Linked DNA regions of Homo sapiens: region 2 is linked to region 1. A link is a contact called in ENCODE Hi-C data. All regions are on one chromosome and are shown on one strand. The core of a region is the stretch at or near the end of the contact, and the rest is flanking DNA. Distances in the headings are between cores, read along the strand shown. Region 1 overlaps NXPH2 (neurexophilin 2). Region 2 has its middle 26 kb from the start of SPOPL-DT.

The links. A loop is a pair of places that touch in the nucleus more often than their neighbours do. Pooled maps may share reads with other maps.
Region 2: a map of K562 shows a loop between it and region 1 (2.4-fold over the local background). The contact joins two enhancer-like sites. A Hi-C loop is called at or near these places in 1 of 168 maps with a recorded cell type or tissue (K562), 14 of 37 single-sample maps with no recorded cell type and 9 of 50 pooled maps.

The regions. Positions count from the first base shown.
Region 1 is chr2:138,707,463-138,711,092 of GRCh38, reverse strand. All of the region lies in intron 1 of NXPH2 (neurexophilin 2), which reads left to right. Among named protein-coding and RNA genes, the nearest start is that of NXPH2, 71 kb to the left of the region's middle. Within about 2 kb of position 1,920, at least 2 of the 41 ENCODE cell types and tissues checked have a DNase peak (open chromatin) inside an H3K27ac peak, as active enhancers do.
Region 2 is chr2:138,473,604-138,477,233 of GRCh38, reverse strand. No RefSeq gene overlaps it. Among named protein-coding and RNA genes, the nearest start is that of SPOPL-DT, 26 kb to the left of the region's middle. Within about 2 kb of position 1,778, at least 3 of the 41 ENCODE cell types and tissues checked have a DNase peak (open chromatin) inside an H3K27ac peak, as active enhancers do.

The DNA of each region.
Region 1 (3,630 bases), core at 671-3,170:
TCCTCCTCTGGGTGAGATTTTTAAATAGAATGGTGCAGCGATAACATTTTGCAATATGAGAGTCAAAAGGAGCATCTCCCCTCATTTTAAGTGGGATCCGGCTCCAGGAAGATGGCAGCAAGATGACTGTGAACCAAGGAGCAGGGAGGACATTAGCACAGATGCTGAGTGGCCCAAGGAAGGTCGGGGAGAGACTGAGGAAGTCGGGGAAGCCAGCTTGGGTAAAGTGTTTGGCATGGGTGGTTTAGATGAGTTATGGAGTCAGAGGTGTGTTGGGCTGCTTCAGCAGGGTGGAAAACAGACGGCGAGTGAATCAAGGTTATGTTAGGAGAGTAATGAGGTCCAGAGCATAGAAACAGAAGTCTTAGTGAGGGAAACTAATGGAGAACTGTAGGCCTGAGAGTGGTAAATTATAATAGCTTATAGTAAAATTTATCTCATAGAGTCTAGGGTGGAGGAAGGATGCCAGCTAATCAATAGGCCAGGTAACTTCAAGATAACCTTCATTTGAACTAACTACTCTGCTTGGGTTTAAGAGAAGCTGCAAACTGGAACCCTTGTGTGTTGTTGGTGGGAATGTAAAATAGTGGAGTTGCTGAAAAAAAGTTTGGCGGTTTCTCTAAGAGCTAAACATAGAATTACCATATAACTCAGCAATTCCTCTCCTGGATATATACCCAAAATAATTGAAAACAGGGACTCAAGCAAATACTTTTATACCAATCTTCATTACAGCATTATTCACAATTGCCAAAGGTGGGAACAACCCAAGTATTCATCAAGAGGTGATGAATAAACAAAACGTGGTACATACATACAATTAAATGTTATTTAGCCGTAAAAAGGAATGGAGTTCTGATATATTTACGGCATGGACAAACCTGAAAACATTATGCTAAGTGATACAAGTGAGACACAAAAGGACAAATATTGTATGACTCCACTAACATGAAATATTAAATAATAAGTAAATTCATAGAGACAGGAAGTAAGTCACCAGGGGCTGGGAGGAATGGGAGTTATTGCTTGATGTTTAACAGAGTTCCTTTTTGAAGTGATGGAATAGTTTGAGAAATAGACAGTTGTGATGGTTGCACAATATTGTGAATACAAGTAATGCCACTGAATTGTACACATAAAAGAGGTTAAAATTAGGAAGCAACCAAAATATCCTTCAGTAGGTGAATGGATAAATAAATTGTGGTAAATCCAGGCAATGGAATGTTATTCCACAGGTGAAAGAAATGATTAAACCATGAAAAGACATGGAGAAACTTTAAATGTACAATACTAAGTGAAATACTAAGACACTGATCTGAAAATAGTACTTACTGATTCCAATTAGATGATATTCTGGGCAAGGTAAAACTAGGGAGACAGTAAAAGAATTAGGGGTTGGGGAGAGGACGGGATGAATAGGCAAAGCACAGAGGATTTTTAGGGCAGTGAAACTATTTAGTATGCTCCTATAATGGTGGGTACATGTCATTATACATTTGTCAAAACCCATAGGATTCAGCAAGAGTGAACCCTAACATAAACATGGACTTGAGGTGGTAGTTATGTGTCAATGTAGGATTGATTGTAACAAATGCACCACACTGGTGGGGGGAAAGGTGGTAATGGGGCAGCTGTGGGTAGGGAGGGGGGCAGGGGTATATGGGAAATCTCTGTACTTGGCTGCTAATTTTGCTGTGAACTCAAAACTGCTCTAAAAAATAAAGTCTGTTAATAATGGTTAAGATGACAAATTTTGTTATCTCTATTTCACCAAAATAAAATAAAATTATAAAAAGAGAAACTGTGAAGGCTGCTGTAGGATTTAGGATGGGAGAGAAAGTGCAGTGTGAGCCTCCCCTGGGCAGCTGCCCCTGTTTCCCTGAGAGGATAGAAGGGGCTGTTGTACCGTCTCGAGTGGAGCCAGCACCCCAGCATCCCCCAGCGACTCTCAGAGTCAGCCTTGTGGGACCTAAATAGCTTCCTCGTTGATTGGAATTAGCTCCATTGCCAGTCCCTGCTGCTAGAATACATGTGTGGACCAGGGGAGTATTTGAAGTGCTGGTTTCTGAAGCTTTTTGTTTGGTAGAATGCCAAAGAACACAGCTTTTGCTGTCATAATTGGTCTAAATTTAAATGCTCACTTGTTTTTGTTTCAGACTGGTTTGTGTGTGCATGGACACAGCTTAAGTTTGTGGGTATAGAGTATATTTTGTCAACATGGAGAGAGTGAATCAGAGCTTTTGTTGTCTAAATCAGCCCTTGTTTTCAGTCCCGATGTCCCTATGCTTTGATAAATGTCCTCCAGCCTGTGAGTCAAGGAGAGGTTGGAATCCAACTACTTAATTGGAGGTTTTCCAGTTCACAGTAGTTAACTTTTCTGCAACTTGTCTCCTTAATTTAGAACAACATTCAAAGAATAATAAGCACTATACCTCACATTAGCTTGGCCTATTTCTAGACTGCTATATAGAGTATTCAGAACTAAAAGACATTTGTTGTCTTTCAGGAGTTTTCAGTATGATTGTAGAGGAAAAAGAAAACTCTGGAAATGTATTAGCAATGTTCACTCAAATTGCTAAATGAGCTGGTTTAATAGTTTTCAGTGAATGCAGCATTAATTTGCATATTAAATCACATTACATCTTCTTCCATTAATGAAATTATTTTTAGATTTAGGCAATCAATACAGTCCTTTGCAATATTAAAATCCTGATGTACAAAATAGTGCCAGCTCAATTGTATGTTCAGATACTTTCTAAAACATCTTAATTCATTGATACTCATTCTTCTCTCAAGTTCAAGTTCATGGCCGGGGAGATAGTTGTGAAGTGGGCAGCGTGTGTGACGGCTGAGGAAAGTAGCAGCTGTCTTGTTGTTATTGTTGTTTTTCCAGATCGGCTTTCCTGTTGTCCCATGCCAGAAAAACAATGAAATTCTGTGATTTAAACACATTTATTAAATGCCCTGTGTAGTAGGGTAAGTGCAGTTATGGACAAGACAAGCACAGTGCCACACATGAGGCTCTATAAGAGGAGACAGCCCTGGCATCTTGGGACAGTCAGATTTGTGACTGCCATCACAAATTATTTCAGTAAGAGAGAAATGGAGGGAGTATCTGTAGTAATCAGCTTGACTGTCCAGGGAGTCTTCTGACAAGGTCAGATTTTAAAAGGGCAGACACAAGTCTTACTTATTAAATTAGCTAATGACATGAGGCTTAGAGAGAGAGGGACCTATTGGCTGACAGGATTCAAAAGGATCTCAGGCTAGAATGATGGGCCAAATCCACAGAGAAGAAAGTTACAAGGGATAATTTTAAGACCTGGCACTTGGATACAAAAAGAACACCACCACCAGAGGATAAAGGATATATGGTTAGCAAGTATGGAAAAGTTTTAGTTGAAAATAAACTAAAGTTGTGAGTCATCAATATGGCAAAAGCTTTCCAAATGTGCATAAGCTTCCCAGAATGCTTATGCAACCCTAGACTGTATTAATAGACTGTGGTATTTAGTGAGAGGAAAGTGATAGCATAAAGCATTTGGAGGCAGTACACACAGATGTCAAGCAAATGCTCTTTGGGGTCAGACAACCCAGTTTTAGATCCCAGCTCCAACTCACAGTGTAGTA
Region 2 (3,630 bases), core at 529-3,028, 230 kb after region 1:
AAGTCAAAAATGCCCCTCTCAGGCTGCCCCCAGTGACTCCAGTTTCCTAGCAGAGCCTAACCAGGTCAGGTAGTAAAAGCAGTTTTCTTAGCACCACCTATAGACAGTCTAGAAGTATTATTCCTGATTTGTAATTGGTATGGTCCTGCCAAGCTCCTGGAGCATGTAAACCTTCTGTTGCAGGGTTTTTGTTTCTCCCCTGTTACCCACCATATTAATTCAGATCATGAATCTGCTACGCTTTCCTTGCTGGGCTTGAGATACTCCTCAAGCTGCAATTCGCTTGGCTGTGACTCCAACTCCCTATGTGGCTTGTATCAAGCCTCTCTCCTGTGGATCCTGGCTCCTGGCAAGAAGCTTGCTGTGACAAGAGTTATAATCAACATCAGATGGATTTCTGATGCTTTCCCTACCTGACTGATGGGGACCCTTAGTTACTCAGCATTGGGCTTCCATATCTTTTGATTTTTGGGCATTGGAATTCCTGGCTAGTCCCCCAGAAGCTAGCTGTTCAAGATTGGCAGGTCTTATGTTCTTCAAAGTCTCAGCTTCTGCTCCTTTCTTATTGATACAAATTGCGAAGGTACCAGGATGCCTCATGTCTCAGTCTGCCTAATTTGTAATACTATAGTGCTTATCCATATATACACATATAAATGCATTTGTTTTTATTACTGTAAGACAAAATACACTAAAGAATAAGGCATTGTATCTCCAATTCTTTCATTAGAATCCTCAGATCATGATGTACAAGAAATATCTTTAAAGCCCTGAAGCCACTGCTTGTTTGATCCTTGAGAGCCATAACTACTATCTATAACTTGTTCATGCACTTCTGCATCTATGACTCACCTAAATGAAATTTCATAAACCTACCTGAGGTCTAATAGAATGCACTGCTCTTAATTCCTTGCTTAATTTCATTACTTGATGGTTTCTGGACTACCCAGAACTTCAGAAGGCATTCCTTTCCCTAACAATCTAATTTACATCTAAAGTTGCATTAAATTTAGTCTTTGACTAAGTTGAGCCAAAAACATGATGCTGATATCTAAATAACATGATTTTACTTTATAGACTCTGATAGTTGAGAGATATCAAAGTTGTCACTCTGGTACGAAAGTTTTATTCTCCACAGCACAACCTGAATAGTTCTGAATTTCTTTCTATCAACTAAACACATTTTTCTATCAACACATGTTTTAATTCCCCTTTGCCTCCTGGAAACCTTTTCCTTCCTGGCATATTTCCATGATCATTTTTTAAATGCTATTCAGAAACCTTCATTTTCTCTAATACAAGAAACCATGGTGAAGCGTTCATTGCTCAGACTTTCTTTACCTTGGGCTTTTGTAATGGAGAGTAGATTCTTCTTTGGAATGTGAAGTTTATATTAATAGTAATCTCAGGCAAAAGCATAATTATGGCACATGCAAGGCTCCAGAACAGTCTCATTGATGTCCCTGCTTCCTGGGCTTACAGTGAACTCCAGACAGACTTCTGTGGTTCCACCAATGAACTGCTGGGCAACTTTTGTCTTAGTCACTAAGAATTACTGTCAATAATGTTTTAAATTCTTTCTGACTTTTGTCTTCCTCTCAAGCTACTAACTTCCACTAATCTGACACGTGTGAGTAAACTTCACTTTGCAAGTATCTGTTCCTGTTTACCTTGTGGACGTTAGACAGCCTATTGAATACGGTTCACAAGTGTTGTCCCAGGGATTTTTAGTCAGTTACCATCATCGGGGGATTCCCTTTATCACTCCTTTAAATTTAATCCTCTGTTTGCTTGACACTAGTCTTCCTCTTTCTTTATTTACTTCTTTTTGATGAAGACTTTGCCTTTGTCAGGCAACTAATGGAGAAGTTCAGTCAGAGTTCAACCAGAGAAACAGAACTAATAGGCAATATACACTAAGGATTTTTTTTTTTTTTTTTGAGTCAGGGTCTCACTCTGTCACCCAGGCTGCAGTTGTGGGAGCTGGTTAGACAAGTCCAAAATGTATCAAGCTGAAGCTGATAGGTAGAATTTCTTCTTCCAGGAAACCATTCTGCTGTAAAGCTTTTCAACTGATTGAATTAGGGCCACTCAGATGATATAGGATTATCTCTTTTACTTAAAGTCAACTGACTGTAGATGTCTATTTTATCTATTCTTTCTTTCTTGAAATCTGAAAGATTGTCTCCTGTCTGTAAGAAAGCTTGAGATCTGGAATATTGTCTTAGCAGGCTGTAAGCTTGGTGAACCACCCTTATTTATTGATAGAATTTACCTCAGGTGACCTAGATATAGTCTCTCTTCTTCTTGGATAGTACAAATTTTTATAAATCTTTAGTTTTGATACCACCTTTTCTAGCTTCGGTTTGAATTACTGGGCTTCTATAAACACATCCCATCCTTTCTACAGATGGATTTGATTGATTGTTATATTTTTTATTTACATTTGATTATTTGACTGGATTTTGATCTCCTCAGGAAAAAGAAAATGTCTCCTCAGGAAAAAGAAAATATCTCTTGAATATGAAACTTCTACAGTTGGTGACTTTCAACTTCTGTATTTTAATTCTCAGTGGTTTCATTCTCATATTTTGGCCTTTTTATGATCTGGCCTAAGCTTCTGAGAGTTTATAATTGTAGCCATCCAGATAACATAAGCTACATGTAAATTTGAACTTCTAGTATGGAGATTCTAAGAATCTGGACATTCTGTTCTTTAATCACTGGAAAGCAACTTAAAAGTTTAGCATCCAATTTCCTGCTACTATGACAAATTCCACACTAAACATCATGGGAAAAATACATTCCAGCTTCATCCACATTAGCAATGAATTTCAATTCATAACCTTACACAGTTGTCTTTAGAAGTACTAGCATTCCCTTCCCACGTTCTTATCTATAGCTACAGCCTCCAACCCATTTCCTGAGACATATGGTTCTGTATTTCTTGGAAGGTTCGCAGCAATTCATTACTACATTCAAAATCCCCTGAGTCCAGCTACAATGCAGGGTAATTACTCCAACGTGGAGAAGAGTCAAACTGCATGTGAACGTGCTTCTCCAATAATTATAACCCATATCTTCAAAAGAGTGACAAGCATTTTTGCTTAGCTTTTAGAATCATAAGGTGGAAGCTCAGTTAAGTACTTTGCATAATGCTATTTTGGACAGTAATCATTGGGAGTACATAGGCTTTATTCAGTATTGAACCATTGGTAAGCATTTAAAAATATTTGTACACACACACACACACACACACACACACACACACACACAAACAGGACTTGACAATATCACTGCCCCTGCTCAGTAGTAGCTTTGTCAACAAACAAGTAGAGTCACTGAAGTGAAATATTCACTGTCAATTAGCAGCTGGGTCAATGTTACTAATTGTCAAACTATTTTTTTTGCTATAAAACACATTTACACACAATCTTGTGTAGAAACCCACTATATAAAACAGACAAGGGCCAGGTGCAGTGTCTCTTGCCCATAATCCCAGCACTTTGGGAGGCTGAGGCAGGAGGATTGCTTGAAACTAGATGTTTGAGACTAGCCTGGGCAACATAGGGAGACCCCACGTCTAAAATCATACAAAAATTAGCTGAGTGTGGTGGCACATGCCTGTAG